3 separate regions of the Homo sapiens genome follow, and regions 1 and 2 are each linked to region 3. Evidence: chromatin loops called from intact Hi-C (ENCODE). Cell type or tissue: A673. All regions are shown on one strand. Links, peaks and the distances in the headings refer to the core of each region. The heading gives the core; the rest is flanking DNA.

Region 1 (5,725 bases), core at 1,177-5,176, 210 kb before region 3:
GGCCCACAGATACCAAGTTCCTTGCTCTTTCTTTTACATGGTTGCACTCTGCTGACCCTTTCGTTGTTACCATCTTTAGCATTTATAAGGCCTCCTAAAAATAAGTGTTTTACTCAACTGAGGCAAGAATTTGTCCTGCCTTCACATGTTAATTTATACCAAACATAGGCCAGTCTCTTAAGATTGCAGAAGGTAAAAGGAGCTGTTGGAATGCAATAGGAGATAGGCTGTAGCATGTAAAAGGATGTGTGCTTGGTAAAACATCAGACTAAGATTCTGGTCCAAACCTTCATGATTCATAGAATTAAAGAATTGGATGGAACATCAGTGCTCACATTACACATCAGGAAACTGACATCCGGTAGATCTTTTCAACTGCCTGGTCTTTGGCTATGTTATGAGGGATGCCAGGAATTAGACCAGAACTCATTGATCCTGTTTATTATCCTGAAACATGTCACACATCATTCCGGCATCAAGCTAAAGTGTCCTGCTTGTTTAGTACTATTTTAAGTGCAGCTGTGATTCTCTGATCATTAAATCAGTTGTTCTCAAATTCAGCTGCATATTAGAATCACTAGGAAGATTTAAAAAATCCTCAAACCCAGGCAAATCAGAATCTTTGGGGATGAGGCGCTGGTACTTTTTAAACTCCCCTTGTAATTCCAAGCCAAGTATGAGTTATGCTCTATATCACAGGCACAAAAGACCATGGCTAATAACAGCATTCACCTTGTTGCTTAAGAAATTCTTTCTCTCTACTCCTGAAATACATTTCGATTCACAAATACCTTGACAATGTAAAATATTGATGCTAAAATAATCTTTTTAAGACACATCTATGTGATCATATTACTCATCACTCCCTGCAGGGCCAGGACTAGGGCAAGGTGAATGAGGTGCCTACAACACACAATTCAAAGAGGCACTCTGAGTCTCGTTTCATTTTTCTCCAAACTATGAGCATAAACTATGAAGTCAGACAGACATGATTTGGATACTGGCTCTGTCACTTGCCATCTCTTTAAGTGTAGCTGTTATCTTAACTCCCTAAACCTGATTTTTCCCCTTATAAAACTGTCATACCATGAGTGCTAACATCCCTGCCTAGCTGGCACCCTCATATCCTTCAAGGCCAAGCACATCCTCTTCTCCACTAGTTTTTCTTTTCCCCATCCTCCTTCCCCCAACCCCTTCACCAAGGCCAATTAAACTGTTCTCCCATCTGTAGCTCTGAGCCACTTTAACATACTTTGGAAATTTCCCTATTAAATTATAATTACTTATTCCCATGTCTGTCTTTCCAGCCATTAGGCAATCTGGCAAAAGGAGAAAAAAAGCCTTAAGAGTTAGTTAGACCTGGGTTTGAATCTCAGCCAAATGACCTTGGACATGCTCTCTGAGCCATAGCTTTCTTATTGTAAAATAATGAAAATAATATTAAACTTGGAGAGTTCTTATGCTCTGTTACATGGCAGCTGGGGAAGAAATTATAGTTTCTTTCCCCAGCACACCAAACCCTCCATTCCAAGAGCCCCATCCCCAGTCCAGCTGTGAGCTTTCTGAGGTCATGAATTTCATTCTCTGTGACAGTCTTGGGTAACTTGCCCAAAGTCCAGCACATAGTAGGTACTCAGAAAATGTTTGTCATGCTGAAATAAATCAAGAGATAACCAGTGTTTACATATATAGAGAAGTGAATTTTTGAATAGCAGAAACAACTTGCAAGAAGGCCTAGGGCAAAGAATAGGCACAGGCTTTGCTAGGAACAGCAAGGATACCGTGCTAAATAGAACAGAAAATATACACTGGGAAACAACACAGGAGGAGATAATGGAGACAGGCAGCATCACCATTATTAAAGGGTTTGGGATCAGGGAGTATTTAGACTGTCTCAGGCTGTTATTGCAGGTTGATATCACTATGCTTGGATAAGATTCCTCACCTTTCCATCGAGCAGATAGGTGGCAGACTGCATTACATTCATCAAAACTCCCACTGGACTCCAGCTAAATTTATATCTCAATGGATTGTTTGAATGTTCAGGGGCTGGAAGCCCACCACAGTAGGAAATATATGATTCAATCTATAAATTAAAGAATCAATAAATAAGGAAGAATTCACAACTTAGAGAATGTCTAAGTAATTAATTGAAGACAATGATATGAATGGAGTAAACTTGCTACAGTTTTTCATTCTTAAAGTTACTAAGGCATTCAAAAATACATCTTCAAAGCATGTACCATTTGATTAAATAACAGTTAATTTTATATATATGTTTTTTTAAAAAAACTGTAAAAATAGTGACTAACATTTTGTTCAGTTAAAAATCCAACTCTTAGTTCAATTCTGCTTAGTCAGTTCCTACTAACTTTTGTATTCAAATTATATATTTACATATATATAATTTTAATACATATATATACACACACATTCAAAAAACCTAAAACAATCTGAATCATCCCATTTACACCCAATAGTACCTCGCCAAAGGTACTATTTCATAAAAGATATTTCATATCAACAGATTGCTGATACCCAAAGATTCTTCTTACTTTTAAAAGTCAAATCTTATTACAGAATCTTCAAGGTAGTCTAAAATTTGTATTAAGCCAAAATTTTATAGTAGCATCTGTTTCTCCAAAAATTGGTTGCTACCTAAGACTTGGACATTGTTTTCCTGTATGGATATTTTTGCAGTTATAAGATATTATTTAAAATTTCTGGGAGGCTGAGGGGGGCAGATGACCTGAGGTCAGGAGTTTGAGACTGGCCTGACCAACATGGAGAAACCCCATCTCTACTAAAAATACAAAATTAGCCGGGCATGGTGGTGCGTGCCTGTAATCCCAGCTACTTGGGAGGCTGAAGCAGGAGTATTACTTGAACCTGGGAGATGGAGGTTGCAGTGAGCCGAGATTGTGCCGTTGCACTCCAGCCTGGGCAACAAGAGCAAAACTCAGTCTCAAAAAAAAAAAATCTTTAACTTTGATTAAAGGTGTTGCTATATTATAACTCATACTTTGATTCTGTACACAAGAATTTAGACATTTTAATGTTGCCTTTGGGTACAAATTGGGCTCACCGTGGCTCCCACTTCCTTGGCTTTATCTATTGTTTCCATTGCTAACATGTGATCCAGACCAGGGTCCAATCCCAATTCACCAATGATTGTGATGCCAGCATCTTCCACACTGCAGCAGGTGGAAAGAGGAAAAAGGAAAACTTGGATATAAAATAAAAACAATGCCATGGATCCACTCAGTTTGTTTAAAATGATTAAAACTTACCTCTTTTCCAATTCTTTTAGTGCTGGTGTGATGTAGCTTGCAGTGACCATGTTAACTTTGTTTGTGATGCAGGCCTTGGCCACAAGAGGGTGCAATACATAAGGCAACAAGCTTGAAAACAGGAAGAAACTAATCAGAAACTCCCTTTTTCAACTCTACTTTCTAAGGTACTTGAACTGTATTAAAGCTGCATCTTAAGGTACTGTTCTGATTAAATTATTCTCTCAGAAAAGGGAACACTTATACACTGTTGGTGGGAATGTAAATTAGTTCAGCTGCTACAGAGGATAGTTCAGAGATTTCTCAAAGAGCTAAAGGTTGAACTATCATTCGACTTAGCAATCGCATTACTGGTTATCTATCCAAAGGAAAATAGATTATTCTACCAAAAAGACACAGGCACTCACATATTCATCACAGCACTATTCGCAATAACAAAGACATGGAATCAATTGACATGCCCATCAATAGTGGGATTGGGGCCAGGTGCTGTGCCTCATGCCTGTAATCCCAGAACTTTGGGAGGCCAAAGACAGGTGAGTCGCTTGGGCCCAGGAGTCGAGACCAGCTTGGACAAGATGGTGAAACATCATCTCTACAACAAATACAAAAATTGGCCCAGCATGTTGGCGCATGCCTGTAGTCCCAGCTACTCCAGAGACTGAAGTGGGAGGATCACTTGAACTCAGGAGGTCAAGGCTGCAGTGAGTTGAGATCACAGCACTGCACACTAGCCTGGGCAATAGAGTGAGACCCTGTCTCAATAAAACAAAACAAAATGAAACAAAAATAAAAAAACAAAAACCGTGAATTGGATTAAAAAATGTAGTACATATACACCATTGAATACTACATAGCCATAAAAAAGAATGAAATAGTGTTCTTTGCAGCAACATGGATGCAACTGGAAACTATTATCTTATGCGACCTAACACAGAAACAGAAAACCAAATACTGCAGGCTCTCACTTACAAGTAAGTGGGAGCTGAACACTGGGTACACATGGAATTAAAGATGGAAACAATAGACACTGAGGACTACAAGAGGGAAGAGATAAGAAGTGGAGCAGGGGCTGAAAAACAACCTACTGGGTACTATGCTTGCTACTTGGTGACAGATTCATTGATACTCCAGACCTCAGAATCACACAATATACCTTTGTAATAAATGTGCACATGTAACCCCTGATTGTAAAATAAAAGTTGAAAGTAAAATAAATAAATATTCCCTTGGAAAGACGTGATCAATGACTCCCTGTGGGCCACAGAATAAATTCACCCTGTTATCACATCTAAATAGCAATACTCTATTCTATTTACCTGTTGAGGAATAAAGGCCTGAGAAGTGGTTTTATTGTTTATTTTGTTTTTTTAATGAACTAGAGAAAATCTGAAGTATGCAGAGTTAATTTGACAAGTACAATGATGTAGTATGATATTGTTTATGTTGGTTTTTATTTTTTTGGTGGTACTGCAGACAGCTTTACCAAATAGTCAGTAAAAAACAACTTAAATATTGTCATGTAATTGACAGGGTATTTTATTATTCCTACAATAGACTATGGATATACTCATTTATATAACACTCATATTTATGAAAATTTGATATCTTGTGATTATGCAGACCCAGCACCAAATTATAATCCCAAAGCCAAAATTGTTGAAAACCCAATCAAAGTTGAGCTTTGAGTACAGCATCATCTGTTGTTCACCCTGTGGATTTTTAGCCATTCTGATACCTTTACACCGATCAACACCATGAAAGCCTATCTCCTCCTTGGGCCCTTCTTGGAGTCTACTCAATAATGTAATACATGGGCCATCTTGACCTAGTTTGACACTTCCTGATAGCCATTTGGAAGATGTGAAGGTAAAAAGAACAGCAGCCCTATTTTAGTGGAAAGCCCACGACAGAAAACCCCAATCCAAATTATACCTGCCTCTTTAAGAAATTTCTAAAGAGTTATTTTCCTCCACAAAGCTTTCCCAGATTTCCCCAAAGCCAGATATCCTTCCTCTGCATGCATCCAGTTATATATTTATAACATTTAATGGAATTTGCTCCATTCATCCCTATATTTCTACAGCTAATGTATTACATTATTGAGTAGACTCCAGGAAGGGTCCACGGAGGAGACAGGCTTTAACGGTGTTGATCAGTGTAAATGCTATCAAAATGGCTAAAAATCCACATGGTGAACAATGGATGATGCTGTACTCAAAGCTCAACTTTGATTCGGTTTTCAACAAATTTGGCTGTGGTATAATAATTTGGCTCTGGGACTGCATAATCAAAAGAAATTAAATTTTCATAAATATGAGTGTTATAAAAATGAGCATATCCATATTCTATTCTAGGAATAATAAAATACTCTGTTAATTACATGATAATATTTAATTTGTTTTTTAATGCCTATTTGGTAAAGCTGTCTACAG
Region 2 (5,725 bases), core at 1,177-5,176, 86 kb before region 3:
TTTAAGGACAAAGCCTATCTCAGTACATTTCACTGTGGAGAGAAGCAGGACACAACTCCTTCGTGCAAAGTCTGATCTGAAAAAAAAAAAAAAAAAAAGAGAGAGAACAGAAGGAGTAGAGCCAACCATATTCAATTTCTTCTTCAAAGAAAGTGGTCAGATAAGTCAACCTACTTCCAGTACAGAGAAGAAAGCCAAAGGACAGGGAAAAGCTGGAAGTATCTCTTTTCTGGGCTTTTTCTCCTTGGGAATGAAATAGTTGAAAATGTCCTTCCTTCTATGAAAACATGAAAAGGAGGGGTAGGTGTCCCCCTAACGTGTGGCATCGTTTAATAAGGCCCCAATGGGATATGCATTCTGCACACTGTACTACAGGATTTCTTTAAAATACTTCTTAAAGAACCCATCCAATTTTATGCAAGTATTCAAAAGTCTCTAATGGGATTCATTTTAATTATTGTAACAGAAAAAGAAATTCTTGGTCCCCAACATGGAAATCCAAGATGCAAGGAAATCATAGGCTCTGGTAAGTGCTTTCCAAAAATATATGTGAATTTTTTTTTTTTTTGGCTCAGTTGGAGTTACCTGATTCATAGGTCACTAGCAGGGGGCACGTCATTGTGGGTCCCTTCAGAGACTGTCCTCATGCATTCATCAGTCACACTTCCATATGTTAAGTATCACATAGAGCTGGAGCTACAGTACAAGGGAATTTGAACACAAAGGCCTGAAGTTGAAAGCCCCAAAACTGAAAATGCTCCAAGTAATCCATGACTCACCTTGTTTGTATAATTGCAACACACAAACATACAAGTTAATCCTGTCTGGAGTACAAAGATGACATGAGCCAACGACTTCATGGCTAAACTCCTGGTTGGGTCAAGATTCTGAGTACAGTACAACTGGCTTTGCAACAGTCAGATGATACTGTATCTGGGCTATCTGATATAGAAGAATATGTAGAGAGGAAATGTGAGTGGCAAAAAGAATATCGAATTCCCGGCCCAACCCAGAATATTCTAAGTGTTGGCAATAGTAGAAAAGGCTATGGCTGCTGAGACGTCCTTCCAACAATAAAATTGTCTCTTTATGAGATCTTCGAATGATAAAGTAAAGTTTTGCATTTAAATGTAATCAAGTTGTTTAAAAATACATAGCAATGGAAAATGTTAGGAAATTCTACCTAAACACAAATGTGTAAAATGATAGTTAATTTTATTTTTGACATTAGTTTAGCATTCCAGCTAAACCTGGGTAAAATTTGAGATTTTAATGAGATGCTCATATAAGGAGAGCTAAATTTCAATATAGCTGTAGTTTTCCTATAGCAGAAACTGCTCATTTAATTCGACAGAAGAGCTATAAATTCAAGCATAAGTGCCAATACATACGGTAACAAAAAAAATCATAAAAGAAACTCTCTTTCATATTTAACACTGGTTCTCTGCCCCAACTACAATTAGATTCACTTGGGGAAATTTTTAAAAAATATTGATGCCTGGACGCCACTCCAGGTTAATTGTGTCATAATGAAATGGGGAGTGGGGGGGTGGGAAGGCACAGATGAAGCTCAGAAGCTCCTCAGGTGACCCTGTTCTGCACCACGATCTACAACGATTCTCAATCTTGCTGTACTTAGAATCACCTGGGGAAGAAACCGCTGCAGACCAAATTGCATCTTAGATCCATTAAATCAGAAACTTGGATTGCTGGATTCAGGTACAAGTATTTTTAAAGCTCCCTAAGTGATTATAATGTATAGCCAAAGTTGAGAACTACTGCTTTGGAGCCACTGGTCTAATGGAACAAATTGCATTGATTTACTTCCCTTAATATTACTATGTATAACTAACTAAATAAGATGTATTATTTTATGTTTCTTCTTAATATTGGCATAAACCAATAAATTAGTGTATGTATGTTTCATTGTTAGAAGAATATATGAATATTATTTTTGTACCAGATATTCCATCAGGAGCAGAAACGTTCACAGAAAAGGGGCACAAATTTTAGGGGCAGAGTAAGATGTGAACCATACAATCAGCTCTGAGCATCCTCCTCTGCCCATTTGCCTCATATGGTTTTAAGGATGGTAAGTGCAGATAAAGCTGTGAATGAGAAGAGGAACAGAGCAGTCATCATGGAACATGAGAGAGAAGCTATGTATTCAAGGCCCCAGAACCACAAGTAGAAGGAGCCTGGATCCCAGATAATTTTGTGGGTCCCATAGTCCTGAATTGCCTGCCCAGGCTTTAACATGAAAGAGAACAATTTCTCTATTTCATTTAAACCACAGTTATTACAGGGTCTCTTTCAACAGCCAAACCTATTACCTAACTAACACAAGTCATGACCAGGTAGTCTTGCTAACAGAATATCTCATATTCAATTAAGTGTTTTAAATATATACCATTGTTACTGCACCTGAACAACCGAAAACTTCTGTGAGAAGACCAAAAATCTATACTTAGTAGAAATTTTCCTTCTTAATTTTAGCATCTACAGAAATGTGCCCCATATTTTGTCCTGTGAATGACTTTCAAAAGTTCAGACTTGTGTAATGCCCTATAAGTTGAACCAAATATTAATTTCTTTGCAATATATAAAGATTTTATTTAACATAGTGTAATATAAAGATAATATATGTCTAATGTAGTAGATGTCAAGTACAGTATGTGTTTGGTATTTAGACCTTATAAAAAAAATTTTTCTAGCTCTTGTCTACCATGTAGGTAACATATTCCCATTTTATAAATAAAGCAATTCCAGAACATGTTTCAATTCTCTTAATTCCATGGTTTTTTCTATATTATCTCATGTTGCAGTTAAATTTAATTTCAAATTTATACTATTTTAAAATCATTATTGGTATTTCTGCAAATTGTAGTTAGTTTCCATTTGAAATTATTTTCCTCACAATTGTGCTTATGCTGCAATTCACAATGATGACACTGGATGGCACCAAATTTTACCTTTTAAAGTTGATTTTCCATTTAAACTATGACTGGTGCACAGCAAATATTTAAGTTACAGAACTTACTCAAAAACTGAATACTTTAATCACATAAATACAAACCCTAATTCCCAAGTCAATGATAAAAACCAACATAATTGCACCACATGTTTGTAACTGAAGAAACAAATTATGTGCATAAATGAAGATTACAATTCTAAAGTGCTGACTGAAAGTGTATTGTATGTAATAACATCAATGGGTGTTTAAACTTGAAATTGTGTAAACCAAAGGAAAACTGTTCAAATACATGAGTCACAGCAAATTCTAGGAAACTTGTAGTATCAAGACAAAGAAAGTAATGCAAATATGCTCCAGTCATAAGATTTCAGGTTGGAGAATACCTAAAGCTTACTGCAACCATCTATTTTCTTGGACAATCTACTCTGAGAGTTCACTCTGATGTTTCATGCCCTTGGTGAGTTTTCTAGTCTTGCCATGGTCCATAATTTTCATATCAGTATGGCCGTCACTTGAAGGTAATAAGCCTTCAAGATGCAGTTCCTGGAAGATGAGTTCCTGGCTCAGGCTTCCTCTTTCCTCTTCCCTCTGAAGGGAATTTATACATTGAATCCCAAATTGTATATGCTGGCTGATTGTGCATCATAACCAGTCTTTGCACACACTACCACTCAAAAATTAAGTGCACAAGAGAAGGAGGAAAACCAGAAGAGTATAATACAATGGAAGGCAAGATAAGAACCTTGTGAGACTACTACTTTCTTCCAATTGAGCAGACCATTAGCTGGGCGTTGTGGCGGATGCCTGTAATCTCAGCTACCGGGAGGCTGAGGCAGGAGAATCGTTTGAGCCCTAGAGGTTGCAGTGAGCACGAGATCATGCCACAGCACGGCAGCCTGGGCAACAGAGCAAGACTTCGTCTTAAAAACAAACAAACATAAAACAAGCAATTAGACCAAAAATATTTGTAATTGTCCTTGACTCCTCTGTTTTTCTCACATTGCAGACCCAATCCACTAGCAGAGCTCATTGACTGTCTTCAAACATGCACAGTACAGGTCACTTCACTCCACTTCCTCTACTATAACTCCAGTCTAAGCCACAATCACTTCTTGCCTTGGTTATTTCAATGGTGTCATAACTGGTCTTGCTGCTACCACCTTGCTTCCCCCAACCACTGTCAACACAGCTACCACAGTGATCCTGTTAAATGTGATGTATCACTCTGTTGTTCAAAGTCCTTCAATGGCTTTCTCATCTTCATTGGTTGGAAAAAATATGACTTTTTAGGTTAAATCTTTATATTTCCTTATGGCAAAAATATGCATTGTCATTGTAATGAAATCCATCATTTCTAAAATGGATAATATAGTGAAATTCCCAGATAACTTTCTCATCCTAGTAAATACTACTGTTGATAGATTGATACGGATACACATTTTATACAAATGGGATTGTAATATAATATTCTTCTGCAAATTACTTTATTGGCTTAACTTTATATCTTTGGACATTGCTCTATGCCACCATATATATATATATATATATATATATATATATATATATATACACACACACACACACACACACTTACCTCACTTTATTATCTGCAGCACAGTGGTTCATTGAATGGTTTTGCTGTGATTTAATTCACCAATATCCAATATATGGACATTGGATTTAGTTTAGAAAGCTTTTTAACAACAGTACTGCAGTGATCATCACTGCATAAGCATTTTTTTATACATATGAGTATATGTCTGTGGGTAAAGTCCTAGAAATGAAATTGCTGGGCCACAGGGTGTAAGAGACATAAATTAGTGTGATTGCCTTAATTCTCCTAGTTGCCATATCTATTCTCCAGTCCTTCTTGTAAGGAAAACCTCTTCTTCTTCCCAGTTCTTCTCAGGTTTTACATGGAAATCACAGTGTTTTGATATGCCCCTCGTATCCCCTGGCCATGGCAGAGTTGATTCTCTCCATCCTGTAGATGAGATTAATGAGTCTCAAAGAGCTATGGTAAATGGACAGATTCCACATGTTTAGTGAGTGTATGAAATAAAAGTCAAATCAAAGTCCATATGAACACAAAAGTTGCGTTCATTATCCTGTGTTGTGCTTTTATACATATATAAATAATTCTGTTGAAAACATCTGAATATGGAAGCTAATTGGCTTCTATGGGACTCGAGATCTAGACTCTGGTTAAGTTTGTGCATTTCTGAGCAAGAATAAAGGAGAAAGTCCCAACCCTTGCATCTAAATATTTTGGCTTCACAGTAATACAAATCAATGCTTCCCAATATTCATGGACTGAGTATTTTACATTTCATCTGGATGTTTGGGGGTGGTGGAGAACAACAGAATGTGATTGAGCACATACAGTGCTCCAAGAGAGATGTTTCTGTTCATTGTGGCATTTGTAATTCGAGGAAGAAAAACTGGTAGCAATAGAAACATTCATTTATTTGGGCCAGATAAAGCACTCAGATACTGTTGATATTTATAAGCCATAATATAGTTGTAGCGATAAGGCAAAAATAAGGCTGCGAAATTCCTTGTGTTACATGGGACATGTTTCAAGGAGAGATGTTTGTTTCTCTGTGGCAAAATTTTCTATTACTCTTCTCTGAAATCACTGTGGTCTGGAGCAACCTTACCCATCCAATCCCCATGTGGTTCTCAAGCAGACAGTATTGCGTGTGGAGCAAACCTAAAAAGTGAGTCAATCTGCTTCAACACAGCCCCTTT
Region 3 (5,725 bases), core at 70-4,069:
GTGACGGGTTAAGTTATAGTGCGCATTAAAGACCTTAAAATTAAACACACGTAGAACAGGTTAGCCGCACAAGTAACTTTGAAATCAAACCGGGCAGAGAGAGGGTAGGAGGAAGAGAATCTTAACAAAAAGTGTATGCAAATAATTACCCCCAAAATACTAAAAAGGGAGGAAGGAAAGGAGGAGCGAGGGAGGGAAGGAAGGAAGGAAGGAAGGAAGGAAGGAAGGAAGGAAGGAAGGAAGGAAGGAAGGAAGGAAGGAGGGAGGGAAGGAAGGAGGGAAGGAGGGAGGGAGGGAGGGAAGGAAGGAAGGAAGGAAGGGAGGGAAGGAAAGGATCTCCGTTTTGCATTGTACTTGCCTTTCCACACACTTCGCAAGTGAAAACTTTGGGCTTGGCATTAGGAGAGCCTCGGCTGAAATCCGAGGTTTTGAACGCGATTTTTTCCGACAGAAGCTGGGCGCTTTCTTTCATGTAATGCTGCAGCTGAGCCTGGGACAGGTCTTTGAAAGCTACTCCAGAAGGGTATTTCTCCACCGCCGGGACCACCAGTTTATTCCTTTCGGCTAAATACGTTTTTGGCTGCGGGTGCAAAGGGGAACTGAGGAAGTAGGAGGCCACCGGGTGGATGTTCACGCCGGCTGCCGGGTGGCATGGGCCGTCACCTCGGTTCAGGTAGCACAAGGCGCCCATGGCGTGGAATGAAGAGTGGTTGACCACACGCGGCCTTACCAGCTTGTACTGCTGCAGCGGCAGCGCGTCGCGGGCCAGGTCGCCCTTGAGACTCAGTGCGCAGTTGAGCAGGTCGCTGCAGCTGAATGCGGGAGCCGAGGGCACCGCCGCGGGCGCCGCCGGGGCCTCCAGACTGGCCTTCCGCGGCTCGGAGCCCGTCACTCCTGCCTTGGGGCTCGTGTCGTAGGCCACAGGCACGAAGGGGATCATGCAGGGGATCGACGAGTTGAGATGCAGAGAGTGCTTGGGTTCCCCCTTGGGTAAGGCTCCCTGCAGGAAGTGGGGGACTGGCAGGGCCTTGGGCTCTGGGGTGCGCGCCATGATTCGTTCAATGGAGAAAGCCAAGGGTTTGGACGTGCTCATCATGTTGCCCCGAGCTGGAGCAGTCGCTAACATTTTGGTAGTCGCGTTGTGGCAGCTACTGTCCATGTCTGAGTCGCCAGCGTCCGTCAGCCGGGGCTGGGTTGCGCCGTCCGTTGCCTTGTTCCCTGCTTGTCACAGACCTGCGGAGAGGGGGACGGGCACCATCACCACCAGTAGCCTCCTCCTCCTCCTCCTCCCCAGCATCACCAGCCGAACCTGCCTGCCCAGCCCAATGGACTCCTGCCAGCCCATCGCAGAGTTCTTGGCGCACCAATGACTCGGGGACAATCACTACTTATTTCTATCAATAGAAAGTGTTGTGTCAATAACGCAGCCAAGATCTCGCCAATCGTTAACTTCCAAGAGGAGAAGGTAAACTAGATAATTGCTCAATTCGCTTCCAACAGTCAACAGGAAAACTTTTTTTTTTTTCATCTGCAGTCAGTAACTACTTTTCATTGGTGAGTGAGGTTCCCCGCCCAGAAAAGGCGGGGGCGCTTTCACCCGCTTGGCGCGCCCTCCCCTCTGCGCACACACTCTGCCGCGCACACTTCACTACCCTCCGCACCCCCCCATCCCCACCCCCCTTTTGCTTCCTCTGCCTTTCTAATTCTCAATCTGCTTAACCAGGCTTTAGAGGCCAAGCAAATCTGAGATCAATTTTCTCGTTTAGCTCTAAGTGACATCATCTAAAATCATTGTGCAAGGGCTAAATAAGGAAACGGAGTCTAATTCAGGGGCAAACGCCAGGCTATATTTATCAAACGCCAAGCTCCAGAAAGCCTCGGCTAGGAAGCCTCGGCAGTGAAATCCGAGGTTTCGCTGCTTGGTTCCACTGGGCCTGGGTGGGCCGGGCTGGGCCGGGCTGGGCCGGGTCAGATCTGTGCCACCTCCGCAGACCTATTTCTTCCTCCAGGGCTCGGGGTTGCCCGCTCCCGGAATCCCGGAGTCTCCGCGGCCCGAACCGAGTCTGGACCATTTAGAAGACGCCGGCAGGTAACTGGCCTCCCCAAACGCCCCGAAAATTAAAAGCCTTAGGAGGCTTGTTCTGTGTTTGTGGTTTTGTAAAGGCAATGCCCGCGGCAATAGGCCTGGGAAAGTCGCACTTTCATCCACAAAGTTGAGGAGTTGCAAGGAATAATTGGGTGTCACACCACAAGCAACCTTGACTCGATCGGACCCCACCCAGGATACACACAGACGCGCGCGCGCGCACGCTTCCGAGTTTCCATTGAGAGTCTGGAAAGAGCATTTCTTTCTTAAGTACCTGCGCTCAGCTAGAGCTCTCCCGGAGCATTTTAAATACTGAATGCCGAGCGGAGAAGGGAAACAGAGTGTATTAATCCCCACTCCGGTTGCCGGTGTCTGCAAGCCTCCTCTAAGCAGCGCAGGCGGCAGCCTGGATGTCTGTGCGCATCAAGGAGACTTGCCGGCGCCAGAGTTGTGTCCACAGGTGCACTTGTGCCTCCCAAAGAGCGCGCGTAGAGACCATTTCCCCTGCAACGCCCCCCAGCCGAACACCCGCCGGGTGTGGCACCTCGGCCGAAACTCCTGGGGCGGCGCGGTGGAGCGTGTGGAGGTTTCCGGGAAGACGCCTACGGCTGCGGCTCCGACTGTGCGGGCTCCCGCCGCCCAGGCAAGAGCGTCCAGGAGCGCGCTGGAAGCTGCGGCGCGCACCTTCCCCGGCGCAGTCTCTTGCCAGCCGGCGATCACGCAGAGCTGAACCCCGCAGCTAGGCGCGCAGGAAGGGCTGCACAGAGTTTGAAGACACGGCAGCTGTAAGCTGGCGTGAGGAGGCCAAAGGAGCGCGCAGAGCTGCAAGCAAAGGGCGGTGGGGCCTGGACCCTGAAGTGAGTGGCCGACCGCAGCAGCTCAAGGTGCCATCTGCCTGGTGAGTTAACCCCACGTGGCTGTGAGACAGGTGGTGGCGGGTGTCAGGTATTGGGCCAAGTGTAGTGGGGGCGTCCTTCTGCTAGAGCTCTGAAAAGGGTTGGCCCCGGAAGGCTGGATAACGGCGGACTAGAAACCCTGGCATTATTAAGTCCCTGAGCAATTTCACTCAAAGATGCGAAACTGGACCTTAAACGAAGGAAATTGACGTCAAAGTATTCCCTCCTCTCTACCCCATTCTCAACACATGCCAGGCAAGCTACCCGGGTCCCTCCGCCCCACTCTAACTTTCCGCGAAAATCAGTTCCGCCTCTGCCCCAAGAGCCAAGAGGGGTGGAAAGGAAGAGAGCTTGGGCTGGGAACGCGCCTGATGTCTAACAGAAAGGCAGTGGCAGCTGGGTGAGTGGTGGGAAAGCTCACAGGCTGAAGAAATGGGGGAGGGGGAGTGAGTCTTATTGGAAGTTGAGGACAGCCAAGGGGCAAGATGGGGGGAGAGGTCTGGCTGAATACGACGGGCTTCAGCAGCTAGGCCTGGGAGTGCCTCGTTTCAGGCCTCGAGGTGGCTTCAGGCTGGGACAACTGATGCAGCAGAGAAGGGCAGAGCGCCCGGGGGGAGAAAGCAAAGAGGCGCTACACTCCAAGGCGGCCCTTTGGAACCGTCCTTGGCCCGGGTGCACCTACTTTGGATTCGCCCAGACTGCAAATTTTTCTTTCCTTTTGCTGGGGCCACGGGACAGAGCACCTGGGCAGAGCAAGCGGAGAGGCGCCACATCCCCGAGAGGCGCTTCGTAGTTGTCCTTGGACCGGGCGCAGACACTCAGTATTGGTCAGCGCTGGAAATTTTCTTTCCTTTTGCTGTTGGGGCCGCAGAACCAGTCTCCTCCTTTCCCCTGCTCAGACAAAGGGCACGGGAAGGGCTTTGCTGGGGCAAAGGGGGGTGGGGGGTTCTCTGTCCCACGACAGATGGGTCGCGGTTAAGACTTTAATTGCTGACTTTTGGGCCGGATCAGATTCCTTTTCCTACCTGCCACTTCCCAGCAGCGAAAAATCCCCCTCCTGCTGCACTCCTCCGCCACCGGGCTAGGTTGAAAGGAAAAAGCCAAGAAGCGCGAAGCAGCCCGGCTCTGGAAGGCTTTGGAGAGTCCAGCTGACTTGTACACAATTCGCGGCCTCTGGAGCCTTACCTGCCTTCTTGACTGAATGCCACCAGTTCGTTTTACGCTTGTGGTGTGTCCCTCACTCTCCCCTTCCTCTCCTCCCCCTCCCCTCTCCTTAACTGCAAAAGAGCCTTTCTTTGACCTCTGTAAATTTCTCCTTTGGTGTATACCAAACTAAAAAGGAAAAAATATTGGCTAAGAGGTATGCATGCTTTGTATAGTTTATATTTCAACAGTTTGCTTTTCACTAGTCTTTTCAGGATTTGCCCTTTTGGCAAGTGTTTGAAAATGTCATTTGAGTTAACACAAATATGGCAAAGCATCAATTATGCTCTTCCTTTAAGATGGCCTTGAGTTTACTAAAGACTGAAAAGGTGCTTTACAACTCCAGGCCTTGATATCCAACATTTGTTAATTTTTTCAAAACCTAACCAAAAACACATGTTAATTAGTAATACTATCTCTATTAAATAAGAATTGTCACAAAACACAAAATATATTTAGAAAGGGCTTCTATCTTACCGTCCAATCTGTCTAGTACTTTATTTCCAAATATATTTGAAAATAACAAAAAAGGCAATAAAAACAGAGTATATTCAGCAAATTCAGAAGCTTTCAAAACGTTTCAATGCAAGTATTTTTTAGTTATTAAAACAAATGCAAGGGAGCCTTGTTTGTTTTGTTAATGGCAAAATAGAAACTCTTACAGTTTCTTTGGATTTTCTTTGAGAATCCTATAATCCTATTTTTTTGCTGAGAGCTGATGATTAAGTGTGCCTCCCCTTTCCATCCATGGAAAGGCAGTATTTATAACCTCAAATCCTGATGGAAGGCGAGTTTCAGTGTATGATTTATCCTTTATGAAATATCCTGAGGAAACCACAGCAGTTCATGATATAAAGAGGCCAGATAACAAACTCTGTGTTAAGATCTATTTAAAAAATAAGAAAAAGTCCTGCTTTTCTAAAGTAATTTAAAATTCTCTTTTTCTAAGGAATCTGATTTTGACTTCAATACTTTCTAAGCTGTGTTCTTGCTATTACTAAAAAATATTCATGATTTCCACAGGCTTTTTGTTGAAGTCCCTATCATAAGCAAATGCAGTTTCTGGCTATGGTTACTGCAATTCGAAATAAAAGGTAATAAGATAATAGAGCCATACATTACCAAATAAGCCATAATCTCTAATCTCTTATTCCTTGATATGTCACAAAATACTATTGATTTTTTTAAATTAAAAATGGATTGGAAAATATTATAACTAATTCCACTTTCTGCCCTAGTTCATTGACTTGTCCCTGGTCATGTTTTTAGAGTTTTCTGGCCTGTTCAACGTCTCTGACCCCCAGCCCCTTCACCAAGAGCAACAGTCTGCTTTCTCTTTGCTTTAGCTTGTGAGCTAAGGGAGGAGAGACGAAAGCATTATTATTATTCTGACATCACCCCCCACCCCAGCCTTGACATTCAAGCACATCTACACTTTTTCCTGTTTAATACATAGCACCAAAGGCAACACACTGTACTTCTAGAAGGAAAAACACGTTTTTTAATTCCTCTGCGTTTTCTGCTTATAGTCTTTATCTCT

What was found. A loop is a pair of places that touch in the nucleus more often than their neighbours do. Peaks named below come from ENCODE experiments on the same cell type or tissue, not always from the same donor. Only the 100,000 strongest peaks of a DNase experiment are listed, where the experiment ranks them.
Region 1: it touches region 3 in a loop (6-fold over the local background); 3 of 110 quality-filtered maps call a loop at or near these places.
Region 2: a loop joins it to region 3, with 3 times the contacts of the local background. A loop is called at or near these places in 3 of 110 quality-filtered maps.

What each region holds. Positions count from the first base shown.
Region 1 is chr7:122,089,758-122,095,482 of GRCh38, forward strand. AASS (aminoadipate-semialdehyde synthase) reads right to left here. Exons shown (of 24, transcript NM_005763.4): 16 at 3,291-3,401; 17 at 3,086-3,194; 18 at 1,946-2,086. Among named protein-coding and RNA genes, the nearest start is that of AASS, 52 kb to the right of the region's middle. In A673, for the core only: a CTCF peak has its summit at 3,368 (motif pointing right); a DNase peak (open chromatin) is centred at 3,394.
Region 2 is chr7:122,216,503-122,222,227 of GRCh38, forward strand. LOC102724527 (a long non-coding RNA gene) reads left to right here. Exons shown (of 6, transcript XR_007060500.1): 5 at 1-526; 6 at 1,640-2,775. Among named protein-coding and RNA genes, the nearest start is that of AASS, 75 kb to the left of the region's middle. In A673, for the core only: a CTCF peak has its summit at 2,942 (motif pointing right); a DNase peak (open chromatin) is centred at 2,969.
Region 3 is chr7:122,303,279-122,309,003 of GRCh38, forward strand. It overlaps FEZF1 (FEZ family zinc finger 1), which reads right to left and starts at 1,472. Exons shown (of 4, transcript NM_001024613.4): 1 at 359-1,472; 2 at 1-33. The coding sequence starts at 1,159. It overlaps FEZF1-AS1 (FEZF1 antisense RNA 1), which reads left to right and starts at 380. Exons shown (of 7, transcript NR_036484.1): 1 at 380-990; 2 at 1,295-1,465; 3 at 2,010-2,984; 4 at 3,238-3,382; 5 at 4,025-4,210; 6 at 5,209-5,279. In A673, for the core only: no CTCF peak of the experiment used is centred there; DNase peaks (open chromatin) are centred at 103, 393, 1,573, 2,473 and 2 weaker places; H3K4me3 peaks cover 3,851 bases; H3K27ac peaks cover 3,883 bases.